5 separate regions of the Homo sapiens genome follow, and all the other regions are linked to region 1. A link is a loop called in an ENCODE intact Hi-C map of the cell type or tissue named here. Cell type or tissue: B cell. All regions are shown on one strand. Region 1 holds the start of ABCF1 (ATP binding cassette subfamily F member 1). Region 2 overlaps TUBB (tubulin beta class I). Region 3 holds the start of LINC02569 (long intergenic non-protein coding RNA 2569). Region 4 holds the start of DHX16 (DEAH-box helicase 16). Region 5 has its middle 5.9 kb from the start of HLA-E.

Region 1 (5,000 bases):
CAGCCTCCCAAAGTACTGGCATTACAGGTGTGAGCCACTGCACCTGGCCAGGTCATCCTTTTATTTATTTTATTTTATTTTTTTTTTTTTGAGACGGAGTCTCGCTCTGTCGCCCAACCTGGAGTGCAGTGGCGGGATCTCGGCTCACTGCAAGCTCTGCCTCCTGGGTTCATGCCATTCTCCTACCTCAGCCTCCCCAGTAGCTGGGACTACAGGCGCCCGCCACCTCGCCCAGCTAACTTTTTTGTATTTTTAGTAGAGATGGGGTTTCACCATGTTAGCCAGGATGGTCTCAATCTCCTGACCTCGTGATCCACCCATCTAGGACTTCCAAAGTGCTGGCATTACAGGCATGAGCCACCGCGCCCCAGCCCAGGTCATCCTTTTAAAATGTAGGTTGGATCACATCACTCTGCTCAGAACTCTGCAGTGACTTCCATTTAAATCAACAGAAGAAGCCAAAATCCTTAAGATAATTTAAAAGACCTTTCCCAATCCAGACCCTGCTTTACTTCTCTTTTCACCTTTCCCACAACTCTGGCTCACTCGTGCCACTCCAGCCCCTCTTGCCTCCTTCCTGTTTGTTCCCCATGTATGTCCGAACACTCCTGTCACAGGGCTTTACTCCAGCTGTTTCTTATGCTAGAAAGGCCCTTCTCCTGGAAATCCATGTGGCCAAAACTAATCTTCTTTAATGATTTGCTTGAATTTCACTTTACTGAGGCCTCATTTAAGACTAAAATCTGTCCTCTTGATACTTTTAAACTTGATCCATATTTTCTTTTATCTATAGGATCATCTCCCCTGCTGGAAACCTAATCAGAGATCTTTATTTTATTCAGTAGTATCCCAAGAGCGTAGAAGAGTGCCTGGCACATACTATACACTCAATAAATATATTTGTTGAACAGATGAATGAAAAAATGAGGCAGACTTAGCTGGCTGATGGATTGATTAGGGGAGGAGGAATGGAGAAAGAGGATGATGACCTTTCAGTTTTGGCCCAAATAACTGAATGACCTGTGGTGCAATTTCTTGATGGGGAAGCCTGGAAGAGACAGGCTTTAGGAGTAAGAACAAGAGCTCCATTTTGTACGTATGAGAGAGATTTATTAAAGATCTCAGAGAAGATGTCCCATAAGCAGTTGAATTCATGAGCCTGGAGCTCGGGGCAGAAGTTGGGGGCCAGCAAGAGAAGTTTGGGAATCTTCATTGGTTATAGATGGTATTTAAAGTCAGGAGGTGATAGGTGATAAGTCTAGATTAAGGAGAGTGTCAAAGATTTAGCCCTGAGGCACTTCAACATTTAGACTTCAGGAGAAGCCCATTAGATGCAAAGGAAACCTATAGAGAGTAGTGTCCCTGAAGAAAACAAAGGAGGGAGGGAGCGACCAAGTCTATCAAACATTGATGGGAGAGTGAGTAGGATGGCCCCAGATCTGTTGACTTTGGCAAGTGTGAATTCAGACAATGGTGGCAACAAAAGCATGATTGTAGTGGTTTGAGAGCTGACAGAACTACAGGAGCACCTTGCTCAAGCTCCCATATTAAGTGGTAGAGTTAGAAGTGAACCAAAGTCTTGATTGTGGTGATAGTTTACTGGGTTTATGCAGGTCAAAACTTATTTAAGTGATACTTTGCAGTTTATTTTGGGTGCCATTTTATTTTGTGTACAGTTTATTGTATGTCAATTATATCTCAGTAAAGCTGTTACCAAAAAAAATAAATGAACCGAAGCTCCACTGCACCGTGACTTCTGCATGTTGGGCTCCAGTTCCCTGTTTACAATTGTACACTTCGGGATTTTGTGACACATTTCAACACTGGACCGATCAGACCTCTCCCTTAGCCATTGGTCTGCACTGTCTTTTCTGCCCATGACCCAGTCAGTCTCGCGCCCCATGACCCTCTCCTAAAACACGCGCAGTCTCCTCTCTCTTCCCCTTCCTCTCGTGTCTTCCTTGCCTACCAGCCTCACCTGATGGGCTCGTGTTCTCTCCGTCCCCGATCCACTCGGGCTCCGGCAGCTGCTGCTTGGGCGCCTTCGGCATCGCGGTGGCAGAACTAGAAACGAGTTACAGATAGAAACTAGAATATGCTTTTTAAAAAAACAAAAAACAAAACAAACAAAAAAACAGTATGCCTCAACTCCTTCATACTAGTAGGAAATTATTATGTTCATTCCTTGAGTCTCGCGGCGTCGGGAGGTCACGGCGTCAGGCTTCCCAGACAGTCGTAAACGCCATGTGTTTACGCGACTGGAGCAAGCGGACGCCGGCCCCGCTCCGTCATTGCAGGCCACGCCTCCACTGAACCAGGGCCACGCCCCCGAGATGACGGCGAAGCTCGCACGTGCGCAGCCCGGGGGCGGGGTTGGCCGCGCCAGCTTGGAGAGCCAGCCCCATCGGGGTTCCCCGCCGCCGGAAGCGGAAATAGCACCGGGCGCCGCCACAGTAGCTGTAACTGCCACCGCGATGCCGAAGGCGCCCAAGCAGCAGCCGCCGGAGCCCGAGTGGATCGGGGACGGAGAGAGCACGAGCCCATCAGGTGAGGCTGGTAGGCAAGGAAGAAACGAGCAGAGGGGGAAGAGAGAGGAGACTGCGCGTGTTTTAAGAGAGGGTCATGGGGCACGAGACTGACCGGGCCCCTGCGGGAGTTACTGCGCATGCGTGCCGTGGGCCCGGGAGGAGTTTGCCGGGGAGGAGTGGGTTTGGAATCGGGGTTAAAGGAAAGAGATCCAGATGTCGCACGTGACCTAAGTGAGACTGGGCGAGATAAAAGAAAGAGCATATGGCACCGAGGGAGAGATGGGGAGAAATGGGAAAACCTTGCTTAAAAAATTTGGACATCCGCCCCACCATACACTGTATTCCACCAGGAATATATGAGCCCTGCCTCGACCTCCCCTTCCCCCTGCGCGCGCATACACACACCTTGGGAGCCTGTGATCCCCCTTGTTTCTCAAGAGAGGGTGACTCCTTCATGGTTTCTTTCTTAAGACACCCCTCTCACTCAACTGGAGCAAGAGTGTAGATTTTTGATGTTGGAATGAGGGTTAAGGTTTACTTAAAAAGCAGCGAAAGTTTGTTAAGCGCTTGTTTTTAATTAAGCACTCTATATACTGTGCTTTGAGAGGGGAAGGAAAAAAACATGAAGATATCCTCCCAGGGTTGAAGTCAGTTTTAAGGGGGACATAAATGGACACAACTAACCCCAGTAGGTACACAGTAACTAATTTTAAAAGCACTTATTGGATGCCTACTGTATACCAGGTACTGTGTGGAGGAAGTGGGAATGTAGAGATAAAAGATAAGACTTTCCCTCAAGGGACAACCCAGTATGGTGAAGGGTCAGAGCATTAACCAGACAGACAGTGGTTGTCAGAGTATGATGAAGGTGCTTAAGAATGTTATGGGACTGTAGAAGAGAGGAGGAGCATCTACTCAGACAGGTAAGGGAGTGTCAGCAAAGCCTCCCAAGAATATGTAATAGCTGAGTATTTTTTTTTGAGGCACATTGTAGCTCCATCACCCAGGCTGGAGTGCAGTGGCATGAACATGGCTCACTGCAGCCTCCACCTCCTGGGTTTAAAGGATCTTCCTGCCTCAGTCTCCCAAGTAGTTGAGACTACTGGCATGCACCACCACACCTTATTTTTAAAATTTTTTGTAGACACAAGATCTGGCTATGTTGCCTAGGCTGGTCTCAAACTCCTGGGCTCAAGTAATTCTCCTGCCTCAGCCTCCAAAAGTGCTGGGATTACAGGCGTGAGCCACTACATCTGCTCCCCAGAGTTTATTCTTGAAAGATCATCGTGAATTAGCAAGGGGAAGCGCATTCCAAGCCAAGGAAGTTTGTGGAAGGTAGAGATGTAGGCAAGCCTGACTGGTCCCACTAGAGCCTGGTGACTAGTGTGATGAAGTCAGAAAGATGCTCAGGAGACAGATAATGAAAGGCTTTAGATGCCATTCCGAGGAGTTTAATCCTAAAGACATTAAGAAGGAAGGCCCATTGAAGTGCATAAGGAATGATTATGAACAGTTCACCTGTAGCACTGAGCAATGGAGAATGAATGGCCTTGAACTGGTCAAGATGGAGGCGGGGAGACCATTTAGGGGGCTCTGGCCATGATCTAGGTGAGAAGTGGTAAGGGGATAAGCCAAGGCCTGAAGAATAAAGAGTTACTAAGGAGGCGGCATTGATCGGAACTGAGAACTGATTAAATGAAGGGAGAAGTAAGGTTGACACTTAAGTAACCCAGTGACTAGTAGACTATTAACTGAAAGCAGTAATGGACAGGAGAGTAAGAAGTGGAAAGAGATAAGGTGAACTTCTGAATGCTGAGTTAGGCGTTTCTGAGGATTTCTAAAAGGAAATGGCAAGAAGAGAGTTTGTTTAGTCACTGTGGAGAGACAACTATACTAGGAGTAAAGACACAGGCAAGTAGAGTTGAAGTGCTGGATATGGAAGAGTCCCCTAGAGAGTGTTTGCAGATTGAACCAAAAAGAAGGTTAAAGGTGGGAACCCTAAAGAACTTCAGCAATTGCAGGAAGCAGGTGGGGAAGGAGGCTGAAGAGATGAGACTGAGAAAGGCAAACAGCCAGAGAAACTGGAGGCAAACCAGGAGTGAGCAAGATCCCAGAAATTAAATAATGATAGAAGAGAATAAAAAAGGTGTGGAGGTAGGCAGCATGGAATGCTGCAGAGAAGTCAGGCAAAATAAGGACCAAAAAATACTTTGTGGTTTGAGGAGCTAAGGGTTCAGTGGCAACTTTGGCAGAAGTAGTGTTCATTCGGAGATGATACCAGATTGCAGTATGTTTCAAAGGTATGGGAGAAGAGAAAGTGAAGCTTGTGAATTACGATTTTGAGACCCAATGAGGACAAGAATACGAAACAGTAATGGGGGAGAGGGGTATAAGGGTAAAGAAGGCTTGCTTTCTTGCCTTGAAGGAGCAGCTTAAGCGATATACGAAAGGAGAGAAGACACAGTATATCTC
Region 2 (5,000 bases), 150 kb after region 1:
TTGTAGCTAGCATTTGCCTTTGGAAAGCTGGGAATCATTTTTCTTGGCAGGCACATTTTGGAGAAACTAGTAAAAGGGCTCTTCGGGTTTGGGGGCGGGAAGACCGAGGACTTATAAGATGTTACTTAAAAGGGCTTCTAACGGTCCGAGAACCGGGCAGGGAGAGAGATGCGGAAACGGTCGCAGACAAAGCGGGGCGAGGTTTTGCCCATGTGCATCCCGCCCAACCCCCCTGCGGGGTACTTAGGGCCAAACCGGAGCGGGAAGGGGTGAGGCCATCGGGCGGCTGCAGAGAGCTCCAGCGCAAGGGTGGGGGGCGATGCGCCAGGGTGGGCTGCGCTGGGCGCTACCTTTCACAAAAGACCAGGGACCCCAACGCGCCCGCGACCCCAGAGGGCCGGTCCTGTATTTGTTCCTGGGTGGAAGGAGAATAAGAACGGGATTAATTTTACTTGCTTTCATGGCCCCTAAGAGAGACTTTTTTAGGGCGTGAACAGATATGTCGAGAAAATGGGGGTGTGTGGTTTTCTTTAATGAGTCCCTCAGGACTTAATGGGAGAGAAAGAATCCTTTAAATCAAGGGGTAGAAATGTAGCGAAGGAATAAAAATTCCGAGGCCAAGGGGGATTTTTTTTTTTTGCGCGCGGTTACAGTGTAGCGGGGGAGGGGCGGGAGGAAGTGCGGCTGCTACGTTGTAGCAGAAGGGCGGGGCCCTGCGGGGCGGGGCCGGGGCGCCGTGGGCGCGCGGGGACAATGCGGCGTTGCCCGCCGGCAGGGGCGCGCTACCTTGGGCCCCGCCCCTCGCGCGCGGAATTTTTGTCCCTGGCCCCGCCCACGCGCGAAGTCTTTTGTCGGCGGCTCGACCTGCGCGTGCGCCGCAGTCACGTGGAGGGCGGGGGGGGTGGTCGACTGCGGCGGCAGCTCTTTCCTCAGACCCCCAGCCTTTTGTGCGCCGCGCGGTGGGGCGGTGCCCAGCTTGGGGGAAGGAGAGCGGCGCTTATCGAAGTGTGGTCGACCTCCATCCGCCCACCGAGCACTTGGGACCCGCTGCACATATCCAGAGCAGGGAAAGCTGTGGCTTTCTCGGGGGAGCGAGTGTCTAGGGGAAGGGTGTGGCAGGCCCACGGGATGCCATGCCCTAGAACAACGGCCTGAGCGCTTGTGGAATTAAAATGGGAGATGTGGGGCCGAGGTGGGCGAATTGGGATCCCTCCAGGTCAGGGGTTCGAGACCATCCTGGGCAACAAAGCGAGACCCTCCCCCATGCCACGTTTCTACAAAAAATAAAAGTAAAAAATTAGCTGGGCGTGGTGGCGCGCGTCTGTGGTCCCAGCTACTCGAGAGGCTGAGATGGGAGGATCGGTTGAGCCTGGGAGTTCCACGCTGTAGTCATCCGTGATTGCACCACTGCACTGCAGGCTGGGCAACAGGAAGACCCTGTCTTAAAAATTAGAAGAAGCTGGGCGCGGTGGCTCACCCTTGTAATCCCAGCACTTTGGGAGGCCAAGGTGGGCGGATCACGAGGTCAAGAGATCTAGACCATCCTGGCCAACATGGTGAAACCCGTCTCTACTAAAAATACAAAAAGTAGCTGGGCGTGTTGGTGCGCGCCTATAGTCCCAGCTACTCCGGGGGCTGAGGCAGGAGAATCGCTTGAACCCGGGAAGCAGAGGTTGCAGTGAGCCGAGATAGCGCCACTGCACTCCAGCCTGGTGACAGAGCGAGACTCCGTCTCAAAAAAAATTAAGAAAAAGATGAAATAAAATGGTAGTTGGGGACATAGTTGGCTGGGACTTGACCTGTTGTGGTCTCGTTGCTCCCCCTCGGCAGTTCTGGGAGGTGATCAGTGATGAACATGGCATCGACCCCACCGGCACCTACCACGGGGACAGCGACCTGCAGCTGGACCGCATCTCTGTGTACTACAATGAAGCCACAGGTAAGGGCAGGAGCCCGGGCAGCTCAGGTTCCCTTCCCTGTCTCCCACTTATCTGGGATCTCTTTCCATTTCTGGGCACGCCTTATCCCCTTTGGGTGAATCTGTCATTTTGTCCCTTTCGTGAACCACCGTCGGGGCCAAAGACGTCTGCTGCCACCTGGTGGCGGGACCTGGAATGACAAGTCTCTGATCCCTGCTGTCTCCCATTTCCAGTATATCTATAAACCTTCCCTTCTGCCAGATTTCACAGCTCTTAACTTTATTCTCTGTAGGTGGCAAATATGTTCCTCGTGCCATCCTGGTGGATCTAGAACCTGGGACCATGGACTCTGTTCGCTCAGGTCCTTTTGGCCAGATCTTTAGACCAGACAACTTTGTATTTGGTGAGTTATACAGATGATATTAGCAGATGATATACCATCGTGTTCAACTTATTTGGGTGCAAGGACACAGCAAAAGTTAGGAGATGATTGTTGTATTGGAGTGCTAATACAGAAATGTGTTCTGAAATCTAACGGAGGGTAGAGGTAGTGCCTACTATTGCTGGTAAATTATGGGGCAGTAGGGGGAGAATATATCACAGTGAAGGAGAAAGAAGATACATCCGAGGGAATTATTTGAAAAGTTGAAAGATGGAAACATCATGTATCTTCCATACCCTGTTAATTGAGCTTTTCTCCTGACTGCATTCCAGGTCAGTCTGGGGCAGGTAACAACTGGGCCAAAGGCCACTACACAGAGGGCGCCGAGCTGGTTGATTCTGTCCTGGATGTGGTACGGAAGGAGGCAGAGAGCTGTGACTGCCTGCAGGGCTTCCAGCTGACCCACTCACTGGGCGGGGGCACAGGCTCTGGAATGGGCACTCTCCTTATCAGCAAGATCCGAGAAGAATACCCTGATCGCATCATGAATACCTTCAGTGTGGTGCCTTCACCCAAAGTGTCTGACACCGTGGTCGAGCCCTACAATGCCACCCTCTCCGTCCATCAGTTGGTAGAGAATACTGATGAGACCTATTGCATTGACAACGAGGCCCTCTATGATATCTGCTTCCGCACTCTGAAGCTGACCACACCAACCTACGGGGATCTGAACCACCTTGTCTCAGCCACCATGAGTGGTGTCACCACCTGCCTCCGTTTCCCTGGCCAGCTCAATGCTGACCTCCGCAAGTTGGCAGTCAACATGGTCCCCTTCCCACGTCTCCATTTCTTTATGCCTGGCTTTGCCCCTCTCACCAGCCGTGGAAGCCAGCAGTATCGAGCTCTCACAGTGCCGGAACTCACCCAGCAGGTCTTCGATGCCAAGAACATGATGGCTGCCTGTGACCCCCGCCACGGCCGATACCTCACCGTGGCTGCTGTCTTCCGTGGTCGGATGTCCATGAAGGAGGTCGATGAGCAGATGCTTAACGTGCAGAACAAGAACAGCAGCTACTTTGTGGAATGGATCCCCAACAATGTCAAGACAGCCGTCTGTGACATCCCACCTCGTGGCCTCAAGATGGCAGTCACCTTCATTGGCAATAGCACAGCCATCCAGGAGCTCTTCAAGCGCATCTCGGAGCAGTTCACTGCCATGTTCCGCCGGAAGGCCTTCCTCCACTGGTACACAGGCGAGGGCATGGACGAGATGGAGTTCACCGAGGCTGAGAGCAACATGAACGACCTCGTCTCTGAGTATCAGCAGTACCAGGATGCCACCGCAGAAGAGGAGGAGGATTTCGGTGAGGAGGCCGAAGAGGAGGCCTAAGGCAGAGCCCCCATCACCTCAGGCTTCTCAGTTCCCTTAGCCGTCTTACTCAACTGCCCCTTTCCTCTCCCTCAGAATTTGTGTTTGCTGCCTCTATCTTGTTTTTTGTTTTTTCTTCTGGGGGGGGTCTAGAACAGTGCCTGGCACATAGTAGGCGCTCAATAAATACTTGTTTGTTGAATGTCTCCTCTCTCTTTCCACTCTGGGAAACCTAGGTTTCTGCCATTCTGGGTGACCCTGTATTTCTTTCTGGTGCCCATTCCATTTGTCCAGTTAATACTTCCTCTTAAAAATCTCCAAGAAGCTGGGTCTCCAGATCCCATTTAGAACCAACCAGGTGCTGAAAACACATGTAGATAATGGCCATCATCCTAAGCCCAAAGTAGAAAATGGTAGAAGGTAGTGGGTAGAAGTCACTATATAAGGAAGGGGATGGGATTTTCCATTCTAAAAGTTTTGGAGAGGGAAATCCAGGCTATTAAAGTCACTAAATTTCTAAGTATGTCCATTTCCCATCTCAGCTTCAAGGGAGGTGTCAGCAGTATTATCTCCACTTTCAATCTCCCTCCAAGCTCTACTCTGGAGGAGTCTGTCCCACTCTGTCAAGTGGAATCCTTCCCTTTCCAACTCTACCTCCCTCACTCAGCTCCTTTCCCCTGATCAGAGAAAGGGATCAAGGGGGTTGGGAGGGGGGAAAGAGACCAGCCTTGGTCCCTAAGCCTCCAGAAACGTCTTCTTAATCCCCACCTTTTCTTACTCCCAAAAAAGAATGAACACCCCTGACTCTGGAGTGGTGTATACTGCCACATCAGTGTTTGAGTCAGTCCCCAGAGGAGAGGGGAACCCTCCTCCATCTTTTTTGCAACATCTCATTTCTTCCTTTTGCTGTTGCTTCCCCCCTCACACACTTGGTTTTGTTCTATCCTACATTTGAGATTTCTATTTTATGTTGAACTTGCTGCTTTTTTTCATATTGAAAAGATGACATCGCCCCAAGAGCCAAAAATAAATGGGAATTGAAAAAAGCTGCGAGATGTGTGCTTATTTAGGGAAACACGGCTGGCTGATGGAGGCATGGGGCCTGAGTTCAGTTGCACTGCTCTCCTTAAATTGACACTTAATATTGAGTCCCTGTCCTACGGATTCAACCAACTGGATATTGGGAAAAGAGTTGTACTGGACATGTATAGACTTCTCATTATTCCCTAAACAATAATAGTATAAATTATTTACATAATATTTGCATTAGATTAGGTATTACAAGTAACGTAGAGATGATTTGAAGTACACAGGTTATATGCAAGTACTA
Region 3 (5,000 bases), 55 kb before region 1:
GGGAACTGCTGAGAGCAAACCTACGTCTCATTCTATTCGGTCACTCCTCTGCTTACTGAGATAAATGCTATCTGATTGCCTCCTTTGGAGAGGCTAATCAGAAACTCAAAAGAGGCCGGGCACAGTGGCTCACACCTGTAATCCTAGCACTTTGGGAGGCCGAGGCGGATGGATCACCCGAGGCCAGGAGTTCGAGACCAGCCTGGCCAACATGGTGAAACCCCGTCTCTACTAAAAATACAAAAATTAGCTCAGCGTGGTGGCACATGCCTGTAATCCCAGCTATTCGGGAGGCTGAGGAATGAGAATCGCTTGAACCTGGGAGGTGGAGGTTGCAACAAGCCAAGATCGCACCACTGCACTCCAGCCTGTGCAACAGGAGCGAGCCTCCATCTCAAAAAAAAAGAAACTCAAAAGAAAGTAACCATTTGTCTCTTATCTACCTATGACCTGGAAGCCCCCTCGCCACTTGGAGTTGTCCCACCATTGCTTCAAGTTGTCCCGCCTTTCCAGACCGAACCAATGTTAATCTTACATATGTTGATTGATGTCTCATGTCTCCCTAAAATGTATAAAACCAAGCTGTGCCCTGACCAACTTGGGCACATGTCATCAGGACTTCCTAAGGCTGTGTCACCGACACACATCCTCAACCCTGACAACATAAACTTTCTAAATTAACTGAGACCTGTCTCAGATATTCAGGGTTCACACTCCCCTGGACCCCCTGACTTTCTTCAGGGCACTGGCCACTTTCTTGTCTGTCTTTGGACACTCTCCTCTAGAAGTCTTTGAAATTCTTGAGGCAGGAAGGACCAATTCCCAGCCCTGAATCTTGCATAAAGTGGGTCCTTTTTAAATGGAAATACGGCTACTCCTCAAAGGAAGGCTAGGAATTTTGCTCTGTGTGACCCTAGTCGTAGTTCTTCACAGAGGGCTCCATTTCACTTGCCTTTCCTTCTGCTTTTTTCTTCACTCGTTTCCCCACAGAGCAAGACAAAAGAAGCCGGCAAGGATGGCTCTGGTCAGGGTCTGCCTTCAGCCACCCAAATGGGATTGCAAAGAGGAGGACAGGGATGGAAAGGGGAAAGTTTGATTTGGTTTGGTTTGCTTAGTCTTTCTATTGGTACCACTTCCTTATCCCAACCTCATCATCTTCCCCGATCCCTACCAACCCACTGCAGGCATATGAGCCCTAAAATCTGGGAAAGGCTTTTTTCCCTAGGGGCCCTGGCCTCACAGACTTGCCCAGGGGGGTAAATTCTCAGTGGCTCAGTGGCACGTGCCTCACGTCCTCACCGGCAGCCTAGATAGATAGATAGATAGATAGATAGATAGATAGATAGATAGATGATAGATAGATATATAGTTTTTTTTTTTTTTTTTTTTTTGAGACGGAGTTTCGCTCTTGCCGCTGCCCAGGCTATAGTGCAATGGCGCCATCTCGGCTCACCGCAACTTCCGCCTCCCAGGTTCAAGCGATTCTCCTGCCTCAGCCTCCCGAGTAGCTTGTATTACAGGCATGCGCCACCACACCCGGCTAATTTTGTATTTTTAGTAGAGAGGGGGTTTCTCCATGTTGTTCAGGCTGGTCTCGAACTCCCAACCTCAGGTGATCCGCCTGTCTTGGCCTCTCAAGTGCTGGGATTACAGGGGTGAGCCACCGCGCCCAGCCGGGAGCCCCTATTTTAAGGACGCTATTGCTGTGGAGGAGTAACCCCACTTTTAGGAATCCTTTTCCGTGCGAAAGGCTGTTTGAGATCAGGCGCAACAACTTCTCCCGCTCAGGTTACCCTCAGAAAGGCTATGGACCCCGGACTCCGCCCCAGATTGCATAACAACTGAGGGGTGGGTCCCTATTTCCTCTCTGGGATCTGTAGCCAATCATTCACGAGGTAAACAGAACGACCGAGTTTCTCTCAGCCGAGAACTGTGGCTGCCCCTCCGGTGAAAACAGAGGAAGTGGGAGCGGCAGGAAGCGCTTTGGGACCAGGGCGACCCCTGAAGCGTAGAGGAACCAGGTCACAAGCATACGTGAATGCTCACATTCCATAGTTATCAAATGTATTCAGGTTTAAATTTTACTTTTCTAGAAAAAATGTAAATAATCCGTTGAGAATATTTAATGAAAAATGTTGGTCGTATCTTTATCTGGTCTGCGGCTCTGTCCCTGTTTCCTGGATAGGAGACTACGTCTGTATCTTGTATCACAGGAGGCACCTTCTTCCTGTTTCCTGGCACAGACTTGTAAGTGAATTTCCTGCCCGCCTCCGCCCACAGCGTAAGCCGCGCTGGAACAGCTCACTTATTGCCCCAGATGTATGTGGAGTAACCGCCTTCAGTTTCCTGGTTCTGAGTTTCCGTGTTACTCAAGCAATGCTTCTGCTGAATTTGTCTTTTTTTTTTTTTTGAGACAGAGTCTTGCTTTGTCGCCCAGACTGGAGTGAAATGGCGTGGTCTCGGCTCACTGCAGCCTCCACCTCCTGGGTTCAAGCGAGTCTCCTGCCTCAGCCTCCTGAGTGTGCAACTTATCTTTTTATTTTATTTATTTATAATTTTTTGGCTAATTTTGGCTATTTTGTGTCTGTGTGTGTATTTTTAGTAGACATGGGGTTTCACCATGTTGGGCAGGCTGGTCTCGAACTCCTGACCTCAGGTGATCCGCCCACCTCGGCCTCCCAAAGTGCTGGAATTACAGGCGTGAGCCACCGCACCTGGCCTATTTATTTATTTATTTATTTGTGACTGAGTCTCGCTCTGTCACCCAAGCTGGAATGCAATGGCGTGATCTCGGCTCACTGCTACCTCCACGCCCCAAGTTTAAACAATTCTCCTGCCTCAGCCTCCCGAGTAGCTGGGACTACAGGTGTGCACCACCACATCCAGCTAATTTTTTGTATTTTTAGTAGAGATGGGGTTTCACCATGTTGGTCAGGCTGGTCTCGAACTCCTGACCTCAAGCGATCCACCCACCTTGGCCTCCCAAAGTGTTGGGATACAGGCGTGAGCCACTGCACCTGGTTGAATTTCTCCTTTTAATTGGAGGTTTCATTTTATTTTTCTTTATTTATTTTTTTGAGACGAAGTTGCACTCTTGTTGCCCAGGCTAGAGTGCAGTGGCGCGATCTGGGTTCACTGCAACCTCTGCCTCCCAGATGCAAGTGATTCTCCTGCCTCAGCCTCCTGAGTAGCTGGGAATACAAGCACCCACCACCATGCCCAGTTAATTTTTGTACTTTTAGTAGAGACAAGGTTTTGCCATGTTGGCCAGGGTGGTCTCAAACTCCTGAGCTCGTGATCTGCCCACCTCAGCCTCCCAAAGTGCTGGGATTACAGGCGTGAGCCACCGTGCCTGGTCTCGTTCTTTATTTTTTATTTTATTTTTTGACACCAGATCTGCTCTGTTACTCAGGCTAGAGTGCAGTGGCATTGAGAGGTGACAACCTGCTAGCAGCCCTTGCTTGCTCTTGGCGCCTCCTCGGCCTCGGTGTCTGCTCTGGCCGGGCTCGAGGAGCCCTTCAGCCCACTGCTGTGCTGTGGGGGCCCCTCTCTGGGGCTGGCTGAGGCCGGAGCCGTCTCCCTCTGCTTGGGGGGAGGTGTGGAGGGAGAGACGCCAGTGGGAACAGGGGCTGCGCGTGGTGCTCCCGGGCCAGTGGTGTTCCGGGTGGGTGCGGGCTAGGCAGGCCCTGCACTGGGGGCAAGGTTGGCGTCGCCTGCTGGGCTTGATGGGGGGGTGGGGGAGGAGCGCCCTCTGGGCTGCCGGAGTGCCCCACTAGGCGCGGCAAAGTCCCGGGAGTGCCATTGAGAGGTGAAGCCAGCTGGGCTTCTGGGTCTGGTGGGGACTTGGAGAACTTTTGTGTCTAGCTAAAGGATTGTAAATGCACCAATCAGCACTCTGTGTCTAGCTAAAGGATTGTAAACACACCAATCAGCACTCTGTGTCTAGGTAAAGGATTGTAAACGCACCAATCAGCACTCTGTGTCTAGCTAAAAGTTTGTAAATGCACCAATCACCACTCTGTGTCTAGCTAATCTGGTGGGGATTTAGAGAACTTTTGTGTCTAGCTAAAGGATTGTAAACTCACCAATCAGCACTCTGTGTCTAGCTAAAGGATTGTAAACACACCAATAAGCACTCTGTCAAAACGGACCAATCAGCTTTCTGTAAAATGAACCAATCAGCTCTCCGTAAAATGGACCAATCAGCTCTCTGTAAAATAGAACAATCAGCAGGATGTGGGTGGGGCCGGATGGGGGAATAAAAGCAGGCCACCCAAGCCAGCGGCGGCAACGTGCTCGGGTCCTCTTCCACACCGTAAAAGCTGCTTTGTTCTTTTGCTTTTTGCAGTAAATCTTAGTGCTCCTCACTCTTTGCGTCTACGCTGCTTTTATGAACTGTTAACACTCACTGTGAAGGTCTGCAGCTTCACTCCTTAAGCCAGCGAGACCACAAACCCACTGGGAGGGATAAACAACTCCAGACGGGAGGAACAAACAACTTCGGGTGCACCACCTTTATGAACTGTAGCACTCACTGTGAAGGTCTGCAGCTTCACTCCTGAGGCCAGCAAGACCACGAACCCACCAGAAGGAACGAACAACTCCAGATATGCCACCTTTAAGGGCTATAACACTCACCGCGGAAGTCTGCAGCTTCACTCCTGAAGTCAGTGAGACCATGAACCCACCAGAAGGAAGAAACTCTGGACACATCTGAACATCTGAAGGAACAAACTCTGGACACACCATCTTTAAGAACTGTAACACTCACCGCGAGGGTACACGGCTTCATTCTTGAAGTCAGCGAGACTAAGAACCCAACAATTCCGGACACAGCATGATCTTGGTTCACTACAACCTGGATCTCCCAGAGTCAAGCAATCCTCTCGTCTCAGTCTCCCAAGTAGCTGGAACTACAGGTGTGTGCCACCATGCCCCACTAATTTTTGTATTTATTGTAGAGACGGTTTCAGCATGTTGCCCAGGCTGGTCTCCAACTC
Region 4 (5,000 bases), 100 kb after region 1:
CTCTAGAATCACAAGGATCATTCAGATGCGCCCTAACACAAAAAATGTCCCCTCTCAGTGAGGAATCTCTCTGATTGCAGGTACAGCAGACAGTTGTCTTAGCCACAGGATGCACAGGGCTTCTCTCACCACAGAGGTGAACATCTCACTAGAGACAGCCCCTTGTCTTCCCAGAGATCACTATCTCTGCACTCACAGCCAACCTCAGATTTCACCCTGGGATCTTGGGGATTTACAGAACATGCTGCTCCTATTCACCTTCTTGTCTGACCGTTCCAGGACATTTCGAGTCCGATCCTTGTCCCGCTGTCGAACCCGCTCAGCAAAGGCATCACGCTCCTCCAGGTCCTGAAGGCGTTCACGCTCTGTCCGTTCCCACTCATCTTCCGACTCTGGCTTCTCTGTCTGCTGTTTACTCCCCCTGCAGCCCATCCAGGGGATTAAATAAGGGCATAGAGAACACTTCAGCCTGCCCCATCCTCTCTCACCCTGCTTCTGACTTACCCTGTTTTCTTCTTCCCTTTCTCAGAAGCCTCTTCCTCCTCTTCTTCCTCACGCTTCTTCCTGAGGTGTTTCCGCTTTTTACGTTTCTTCTGGAGGCTGCTTCCAGCCCTACTCACAGTCTCCTCACTGCTCTCTTCACTGTCTTCCAGTAACCTATAAGATCGGTTCTTCTCCAGCAGGGCCCGGGCCTCTCGCTCTGCTGCCCGAGCTGGCTTTTCTACCACTGCCTTTCGTGGTACCTGTCAGTAGAGGGGAAGATAAGGAGGTCTGAGCAACTCCTGATCTCTGCCCTCCCACTTAGCTCTGTTCCTAATTTAAGCAATTACTTAGTCTTTCCTGCCCCCGCGGCCCGGCCCCACTGTCAGGCAATGGCGTGATCTCGGCTCACTTCAACCTCCGCCTCCCAGGTTCAAGCAATTCTCCTGCCTCAGCCTCCCAAGTAGCTGAGATTACAGGCACATGCCACCACGCCCGACTATTTTTGTATTTTTAGTAGAGATGAGGTTTCACCATGTTGGCCAGGCTGGTCTCAAACTCCTGACCTCATGATCCACTCACCTCAGCCTCCCAAAGTGCTGGGATTACAGGCATGAGCCACCACACCCGGGCACAATTACTTAGTTTTAAACCAGCTAACCAGCATTCATTCTCTTTCTTCCTCATGGCTTCACCCCATCTTCATCATCCTGAATGGGGTTTTTTATTTTTTTTTACAGACAGGGTTTCACTCTGTCCCTCTTGGGCTCAAGGGATCCTCCCACCTCAGGCTCCTAAGTAGCTAGAAACACAGGTGCACACTACCACGCTCAACTAATTTTTAATTTTTTTGTAGGACGAAGGTTTCGCCATGTTGCCCAGGCTGGTCTCGAACTCCTGGGCTCAAGTAATCCTCCTGCCTCAGCCTCCCGGGGTGCTGGGATTACAGGTGTGAGCCACTGCACCCGGCCCCCTCTGTTAATTAAACGACTGAAAGGAAGTTCAGAAGATGAGGGGGGCCGGGCATGGTGGCTCACGCCTGTAATCTCAGCACTCTGAGGGGGCTGAGAGAGGATTGCTTGAGCTGAGGAGTTAGAGACCAGCCTGCGCAACACACCAAGGCCTCATCTCTAAAAATAAAAATAAAAATAAAAGATATTAGCCGGGGGTGGTGGCGCGCGCCCGTAGTCCCAGCTACCGGGGAAGATGAGGTGGGAGGGTCGCTTCAACCAGGGAGGTCGACGCTGTAGTGAGCCGTGATCTTACGACCGCACTCCAGCCTGGGCGACGGGGCGAGCGAGACTGTGTCTCTCAAAAAAAAAAAAAAGAAAGAAAGAAATGCAGAAACTAAGATCCCTACTGAATCGCAATCTGCATTTTAACAAGAACCTTGGATGCATGTTAAGAGTTCGAGAAACACCGTTCTATTGCGCTTAACCCGACACACCTAAGCCCTCCTCAATCTTCTCCACTGAGCTGGGCGTCCAGCAGCTAGCACAGTACCTACGCGACAACGGACAAAGAATAAGTGCTTGTGAACTGAGCTTTCTTAACTTCTCGATGGACCGTTAGGCCAGCCTCACCGGGACAAATCACAGGGCCCCTCCCCACCCCTGCCGACACCTTGTTCCAGAGTCTCAGGGCGAAGTCCCGGGCCGGCCCACTGAGATCCAAGGTATCAGTGTCTCGTAGGCGCTGCACGAACTCCTCGGCAGAGGTGCAGCGCTGTGCGGTACCGATCAGAAACTGGGCGACGTGCCGCTCGCTCAGCCCCAACACCGAGTGCAGCTCGTCCTGAACCCAGCGCTCCAGACCCGCCGGCGTCGCCATGGCGACTCACGCTCCCTGCTCCCGGCCCTGAAGCGTCGGGCAGCCGCGCTCACTGCTGGGCCGGTCAGAGGCCTGGAGCCCTCGGCTGGAGCCTCAGCTTCGCAAGTCAGCTACCTTGGGACCTCTAGGATCTTCCGACATCCCAAAGCTGTCTTCCCGTACCGCGGAGCCCGGAAGGGGCTGTACTTTTTCGGCCTCTAAGCACTACGGTGGCCGAGCGAGTTCAAACCTCGCGGAACCATACCTGAAAACTCGGGGTAATTCTTTTTTCTTCATTTCGCCTCTGTCCAGTTTCTCTGACGCCCCCTGATGGTCAGTCTGTGAGTGCTTCGCTCACGCATTCATTCAACAAGTGAAATTAATTTAATGGATGCCTAATGTGTGCTCATTGCTTTCCGTCCCTGGGATATAGCAGAGGACAAATCAAAAGTTCCTTACCAAATTTACATTTTGCGGTGGGGGAGGGACAGGATACATAATAAAGAAAGTATGGAAATTTTATAGAGCCAAAAACTATACAAAGTAAGGGAGGAATGAAATTCTATTTCAGATTGGAAGATCGGGTCCATGCTCATAAAACATATTAGCATTGTTGGCCGGGCGCGGTGGCTCATGCCTGTAATCCCAGCACTTTGGGAGGCCAAGGCGGGCGGATTATCTGAGGTCAGGAGTTCGAGACCAGCCTGGCCAAGATGGCGAAACCCTGTCTCTACTAAAAATATAAAAATTAGCCTGGCGTGGTGGTGTGCGCCTGTAGTCCCAGCCACTCGGGAGGCTGAGGCAGGAGAATCATTTGAACATGGGAAGCAGAGTTTGCAGTGAGCCGAGATCCCACCACGGCACTCCAGCCTGAGCAACAGAGGAAGTCTCTGTCTCAAACAAACAAAAAAGTGACCGTTGCTAGGACTGGTTTGCCTGCAGCAGGAGTGAAGACAGGTCAGGTATAAGGGAAGACCTCTAGGCAGGAAGAAACTGGGGAACTGGGGAAAGTTGTTAAAGACAAAATCTCCAAACTAAGGAACAGGCAAACTGTGTTCTGCATTTTTGCTTAACAGCTTGAGAAAATCACTGGTGGCTGCTTATTTAAAAGTAAGCAAGGCCAGGTGCAGTGGCTCTTGCTGTAATCCCAGCACTTTGGGAGGCTGAGGCAGGAGGATATCTTGAGACCAGGGGTTTGAGACCAGCCTGGGCAACAGGGTGAGACCCCACCATCTCTACAAAAAATTAGCCAGGTGTGGAGGTGTGCACCTGTAGTCCCAGCTACTCTGGAGACTGAGACAGGAGAATTTTTTTTTTTTTTTTTGGAGACAGAGTCTCGCTCTGTTGCCCAGACTGGAGTGCAATGGCACGATCTCGGCTCACTGCAACTTCCGCCTCCCAGGTTCAAGTGATTCTCCTGCCTCAGCCTCCTGAGTAGCTGGAATTACAAGTGTGACAAGCACATGCCATCACGCCCAGCTAGTTTTTGTATTTTTAATACAGATGGGGTTTTACCATGTTGGTCAGGCTGGTCTCAAACTCCTGACCTCATGATCCGCCCGTCTCGGCCTCCCAAAGTGCTGGGATTACAGGCGTGAGCCACCGCACTGGGCCTGAGACAGGAGAATCTCTTGAGCCCAGGAGCCAGAGGTTGCAGTGAGCCGAGGTCAGGCACTCCAACCTAGGCAACAGACCAAGACTATGCTCAAAAAAAAAAAACAAACAAAACAAAAAGCTGAATTTGTTACTCGATGCTCTGCTGTCTGATTTGTTTGATCCTGCATCATACTTTTGTGATTAATTGCAGTTACCAGGCACTACTGTTAGGAAATGAAACATTGTTCTTATTAATAGCCACAAGTGGATCTACATCACTGACTTTTTTTTTTTTTTTTTTGGAAAGGGAGTCTCGGAGTCTCACTCTGTCGCCCAGGCTGGAATGCAGTGGCGTGATCTTGGCTCACTGCAGCCTCCACCTCCTGGGTTCAAGCAATTCTCCTGCCTCAGCCTCCTGAGTAGGCGGGACTACAGGTGCGTGCCACCACGTCCAGCTAATTTTTTGTATTTTAGTAGAGACGGGGTTTCATCATGTTGCCCAGGCTGGTCTCAAACTCCTCAGATGAGGCAGTCCACCCGCCTTGGCATCCCAAAGTGTTAGGATTACAGGCATGAGCCACCACACCTGGCCTGACCTCTTGAATGCATTGTTTTCTGTTTCTGAGATGGACTGTGAGCACCCCTGGCACCTCGGAGCTTCCTAACTCTGTTTTCCTGGGTCACAACTGGAAACTTTTTAAGACCTTTACCTAACAGGCTACTAATATAATCATTCTGTTTCCTTCCCTACCCAGACCTTCTCTGAACTGGCTGAGTCTTTTGACACCTGGCTTGTTCTCTTGCTAGTAAATTGAAAACCTTTGGCGTATGCTTAAGTTCAATTTGTCTCATATATTTTGTTTTATAGTAAAGGTGTGGGGCCTCCTCTGACCAGTCTGAGAGGAGCAACTTGTAGTGGTAGAAGGACTATAACTATTCAACCATATCTTTGTTAGCCTGGAGAGCTAACAACAAACAAACAAATTTTCCTGATGAGTAAAATATTGATGTTCCACATTTGTATAAGATATTCTTTGAAATGGGAAAATTCCAAATATCAACTACATGGGCACCAAAGCCATGCACTATCAAGATGGTTTTTAAACCTTTTTTTT
Region 5 (5,000 bases), 88 kb before region 1:
CTGACGAAAAGTAGATGCTCAACCAACAGTTAGGGGCTGAATAAATCTAGAGACCAGAACCTCTTAAAGTTGAGTCTGGGGCTGACAGGTCGGTATTTTCCCAATATATGATTTTTGAGGTCCACAGGGGAGCGGTGGGGAGAGGCTTACCCAGGGTGGTGAGCGCAGCCTCAGTGGCAGAAATCCCCGTGCGCCCCCTCCTGCCGCAGAGGAAGACAGACCCCTACGGAGCCTCCAGGGCGCAGTCTCCAGGGCGGAGTCCCGGGGCGCTTCGGGCAGGGAGTCTGGGCCAAAGCGCCAAAATCCGCCGCTGTCGCTCAGCTGCAGCACGTTTCGCGCTGGGGAGCCTCTCCTGGTGGGCGACCGTCATGGACAATCGACAAGACCAGAAATTAGATTTGAGTCCAGAATCAAGGACCTTTAAGCAGGGATTGGAGATGGCAGGGGGCCAGGATTAAGGGATATAGACAGCAGGTCCTGTCTGCTTAGGTTGCAAATGGGAAGAAGAGGCCGGATGCCAGGGTCCTGGACTCTCAGGGTTCGGGTGGGGCCAGAATCCTGGACTCTCAAGGCTGGGGAGGGGCCGCCCTCCAGGATCCAATAGGGTATAGGTTCAGATGCCTGGGTCCTGGAGGTCCGGGTAGTGGCGGAGGAACCGCCCTCGGGTTCCCGATGGATTGGGGACAAATGCTCAGCCCAGTCTGATTCCAGAAATCCTTGTAACCCAATATAGTCTCCAGCTCCGATGCCATGTCCTTCCCGGGTCCCAACGTGCTGGGGCTGGAGACTCATCTAGGGGATTCCGGGGAGGAGGGATCTTCCTCTCTGGAAGCAGCAGAACAAATTTCAGGGACTCAGGAGTCCAAGGCCTCATTCCAAAAACACTGAGAGGCTGCGTACTGGGAGCACAGTATGTCTGTGGGGTCCACCCAGACCTGGGAACCAGGTCTTAGGGCCTGCAGACCTCCCTCTGCCTTGAGGTCAGAGTCCACTGCCACTAACTGGGAGGAAACACCTGTCGCGGGACGGGGTCGCCCGCATGTGCACAGAGCCCTGTTCTGCCGAGATCCGAAGGGGAACCTGGGGAGGTCCCAGATGGGGAAGGGACAGGAGAGCTGGGTGTCTCTCCTCAGTCCTTCGGCCACACGGGGCCGCTGCCGCTCTACGCTTGGGTTCTGATGAGCTGCTCTGGAGAGGACGGGGCGGTGGTCTGAGTAAGACACAGATTGTTGATCCAGAAAGGATGTATCAATGAGGTGGGGCTGGGGTTGTCCAGGGGGTGGAAAGGCCTTCTGAGAAGCCCTGGACTGCGCGGGGTTCCGGCTCTGCGGAACAGAGGAGGGCTCTGGAGCTGCCTGTCTCTGAGGTTTCCAACTCCTCCTTGCAAACCCTCCCTCCAGCCTTTTCATGGCAACACTCCAGGAAAATGGAAAGTTGATCATTTTTTTCTTCCACTCCTTAATCCTTTCCTGACTGCTACTTTTAGATAATTTTATTTTAGAAGAGTTTTAAATTTACATAAAAGTTGCAATGGTAGTACAGAGTTGCCATCCGCTCCACAGTCAGTTTCCCCTGATGTTAACATCTCTCATTACTATGGTCCATTTGTCACAGCTAATGAAGCCATTTTCATACCTTATTATTACTAAACTGCAGACTTTATTTGGAGTTCATTAGCGTTCCCCTAATGTCCTTTCTGTGTTTCAGGATTCCATGGAGAATATCACACTACATTTAGTCTCTGTCGTGCCTCCACGGCATCCTCTGGTCTGTGACAATTCCTGAGATTTTCCTAATTTTTGATGCCTTTCACAATATCGGGAAGTACTGACCAGATATATTGTAAAATATCCCTCAAACTGAATTTAGTTGGGGTGTAGATCATGGTTAGACTATGGTTATGGATGTTTAGATGAGGTGAAGTGCTGTTCTCCAAACACATTATCAAGATTATATCAATTTGATGTACCACTGTTGATGTTGAAGTTGACCATCCATATTTTTACTTCCTGTAGCTGCCACAAAAATGCCCTCAAAGTTGGCAACTTACAACAACAGAAAATTATTCTTTCACAGTTCTGGAGGCCCAGGGCATTGGTCAGCGTTCTTTGGCTTGTAGCCCCATTGCTCCAGTCTCTGCCTCCTTCTTCACATTGCCTTCTCCTCTTCTGACTCTCTCTTCTGTGTACCTGTTAGGAAGACACTTTTCATTGGATTTAGGGCCCACCTAGGTCATCCAGGAGGATCTCCTCATTTCAATATCCTCAGCTTAATTACATCTGCAAAGACCCTTTTTTTCCAAACAACTTGAAATTCACAGCTTCTGGGGACTAGGACAGAAACATATCTTTGTGGGGACAACCATTCAACCCACTACATCTGGCTAAGCTAATATTTCCCAGAGTGGCAATCCACCAGTGCACCCCAGGTTACAATCCTCATTCTAATTCCCAAATAAACTCAACATATTTGGACATTTCTTTAATGTCTTTTTTTTTTTAGGTTGAAAAATCTGGTATCAGAAGTGATCCTGAAGAAAGATTACCTTTGGAAGAGACTTATGCTGAGTTCATTGCTTGATTTCTTGCCTCTGTTTCTGAACATCTTTTGAGAGCAAAATTTACTTTCTAAAAAGATGGGTATGTGTCGACCCTTTAAAAGCTGTTTGGGCTATTGTCGCCATTCAATGAGAAACTTCAGTCTCCCCAAAGAGAAATTATCTGTTGTCAGGATAAACTGGTACATGAATAAACAAAATTGCCATTAGGGGTCGCACCAGTCTCAAGAAAAATCTGGAGAAAATGGTCACAGGATGGACAATTAGATCACAGGCTGCCCACTAAGTAAAAACAAAAATCCTATACTAGGCACACTATTAAAAAACAAATCGCTCCAGCCTCTACCATTTCCTCACAGGGATTATGGAATTTTTCTTTTGCTGTCGAGAAATTAATAAGAGGCAGAACAGGATGCCAAAATTCCAAAGCATCCAATATAGGCCGTCTTCTGGGACTCCTGTCAGCTATATGGTCAAAATTTATGGTCGGTGGCTCATGCCTATAATCCCAGCACCTTGGGAGACCAAGGTGGAAGGATCACTTGAGCTCATGAGTTTGAAACCATCCTGGGCAACATAGCAAGAGCTCATCTCTATTTTTAAAAATTAAAATAAATAAGGAAAGAAAAAAAAATTAAGGTCCTCTCCTGTGTACGTTTTGAAATCAATGGGTAGAGTACGCCAAAGTTAATTTGGATCTTCAATGGCCATCCTTGGGGCCTTTTGAGTTCCCCAAACTTGTCTTCCTTAAAACAAAACTAGAAGACCATGGTCCTAAAATTAAACAATGTGAATGGGAGGCTTAGTTTACTTGGTACTTCAAAGTTTCATAATGCATTCGGGATTCAAACATTGCCTCCCTCTAAGATTCTATCACAAAATTAACTGAGACCAGCAAACAGTTAAGGAAGGACAACAAGGCTTTAGGGCCCCAGATTCTTTCCTCTCCAGAGGAGAGATTTCCTGTTCTCTTTCCTCTGTTCTTCTGTATCCACCTTTGGCTGAATTACCTTTCCCTCCAATTCCTCAGCTTCCACTACCCTTGAACCTGGACTGTTAAAACTTATCCCCTTAATGGCCGGGCACCATAGCTCACGCCTGTAATCCCAGCACTTTGGGAGGCTGAGGCAGGCAGATCACGAGGTCAGGAGATCGAGACCATCCTGGCTAACACGATGAAACCCCGTCTTTACTAAAAATACAAAAAATTAGCCGGGCGTGGTGGCAGGTGCCTGTGGTCCCAGCTACTCAGGAGGCTGAGGCAGGAGAATGGCGTCAACCAGGAGGTGGAGGTGGCAGTGAGCCGAGATCACGCCACTGCACTCCAGCCTGGGTGACAGAGCGAGACTCCGTCTCAAAAAAAAAAAAAAAGAAAAGAAAAGAAAAGAAAAAAGAAGAAGATACTTGAACAAGCATATTGATAGCAGCACAATTGGTGATTGCAAAAATATGGAACCAGCCCAAATGCCCATCAATCAATGAATGGATAAAGAAAATGTAATTTTATATATATCTATATCTATATATATCTATATCTATATATAGATATATAGATATATAATGGAATACTACACAGTCATAAAAAGAAAGGAAATAATGGCATTCAAAGCAACCTGGATGGAGCTGGAGACCATTATTCTGAGTGAATTAACTCCGGAATGGAAAACCAAGCATTGTATGTTCTCACTTATAAATGGGAGCTAAGCTATGAGAACACAAAGGCTTAAGAATGATACAATGGACTTTGGGAACTGGCGGGGGAAGGGTGGGAGGGAGCTGAGGGATACAAGACTACACATTGTGTACAGTGTACACTAATCAGGTGCTGGATGCGCCAAAATCTTGGAAATCACCACTAAAGAACTTATCCATGTAAACAAACACCACCTGTTCCCCCAAAACTATTGAAATTTAAAAATGTTTTAAATAAATAAAATTTAAAAGGATTAAAAATGGATTATTTGCTTTCAAAAAAAAAGAAATCACCACTTGCACAGTTTTTATGTAATGTGAAATATGAATATCCACAATTACATGAAAAGCTGTTAAAAATAATCCTCCCAGTCCGGGCATGGTAGCTCACACATGTTGTTCCAGCTACTGGGAAGGCTGAGGTGAGAGAATCCCTTGAGCCCAGGAGTTCTAGGCTGCAGTGAGCTATTATGGTGCCACTGCACTCCAGCCTGGGTGACAGAGCGAGACCCTGTCTCTAAACAACAGCAATAATAATCCTTCCTTCCTGAGTCAGACGGGCATGGAGACGCTTCTGGAAGGAACACCGCAATGGCTGCGCAGGGACAGCCCCAGGTCCAGTTCAAACTTGTATTGGTTGGTGATGGTGGTACTGGAAAAACGACTTTCGTGAAACATCATTTGACTGGTGAATTTGAGAAGAAGTATGTAGCCACCTTGGGTGTTGAGGTTCATCCCCTAGTGTTCCATA

What was found. Hi-C counts contacts between places; a loop is a spot of excess contacts. Peaks named below come from ENCODE experiments on the same cell type or tissue, not always from the same donor. Only the 100,000 strongest peaks of a DNase experiment are listed, where the experiment ranks them.
Region 2: it touches region 1 in a loop (11-fold over the local background); 7 of 110 quality-filtered maps call a loop at or near these places.
Region 3: a loop joins it to region 1, with 9 times the contacts of the local background. A loop is called at or near these places in 3 of 110 quality-filtered maps.
Region 4: a loop joins it to region 1, with 13 times the contacts of the local background. A loop is called at or near these places in 5 of 110 quality-filtered maps.
Region 5: a loop joins it to region 1, with 9 times the contacts of the local background. A loop is called at or near these places in 3 of 110 quality-filtered maps.

What each region holds. Positions count from the first base shown.
Region 1 is chr6:30,569,014-30,574,013 of GRCh38, forward strand. ABCF1 (ATP binding cassette subfamily F member 1) reads left to right here and starts at 2,429. Exons shown (of 25, transcript NM_001025091.2): 1 at 2,429-2,547. The coding sequence starts at 2,475. RefSeq lists an enhancer at 2,049-2,610. In B cell, no CTCF peak of the experiment used is centred here; a DNase peak (open chromatin) is centred at 2,368; H3K4me3 peaks cover 2,140 bases; H3K27ac peaks cover 2,946 bases.
Region 2 is chr6:30,720,707-30,725,706 of GRCh38, forward strand. TUBB (tubulin beta class I) reads left to right here. Exons shown (of 4, transcript NM_178014.4): 2 at 1,831-1,939; 3 at 2,212-2,322; 4 at 2,634-4,716. The coding sequence ends at 3,691. Among named protein-coding and RNA genes, the nearest start is that of TUBB, 2.9 kb to the left of the region's middle. RefSeq lists an enhancer at 1-170. In B cell, CTCF peaks have their summits at 775, 2,083 (motif pointing left) and 2,283; DNase peaks (open chromatin) are centred at 235, 775, 2,065 and 2,536; H3K4me3 peaks cover 2,071 bases; H3K27ac peaks cover 2,883 bases.
Region 3 is chr6:30,514,365-30,519,364 of GRCh38, forward strand. It overlaps LINC02569 (long intergenic non-protein coding RNA 2569), which reads left to right and starts at 1,902. Exons shown (of 2, transcript NR_149088.1): 1 at 1,902-2,247; 2 at 4,349-5,000. RefSeq lists enhancers at 1-483, 3,586-4,085. In B cell, no CTCF peak of the experiment used is centred here; DNase peaks (open chromatin) are centred at 1,067, 1,187, 1,937 and 2,267; H3K4me3 peaks cover 1,868 bases; H3K27ac peaks cover 2,214 bases.
Region 4 is chr6:30,670,532-30,675,531 of GRCh38, forward strand. It overlaps DHX16 (DEAH-box helicase 16), which reads right to left and starts at 2,475. Exons shown (of 20, transcript NM_003587.5): 1 at 2,104-2,475; 2 at 505-743; 3 at 259-421. The coding sequence starts at 2,310. RefSeq lists enhancers at 396-994, 2,190-2,786 and a silencer at 4,428-4,567. In B cell, CTCF peaks have their summits at 2,655 (motif pointing left) and 2,856; DNase peaks (open chromatin) are centred at 433 and 2,540; H3K4me3 peaks cover 1,307 bases; H3K27ac peaks cover 1,147 bases.
Region 5 is chr6:30,481,100-30,486,099 of GRCh38, forward strand. It overlaps the pseudogene RANP1. Among named protein-coding and RNA genes, the nearest start is that of HLA-E, 5.9 kb to the right of the region's middle. In B cell, CTCF peaks have their summits at 1,130, 1,331, 2,769 (motif pointing right) and 2,970; DNase peaks (open chromatin) are centred at 202, 1,142 and 2,762; H3K27me3 peaks cover 1,150 bases.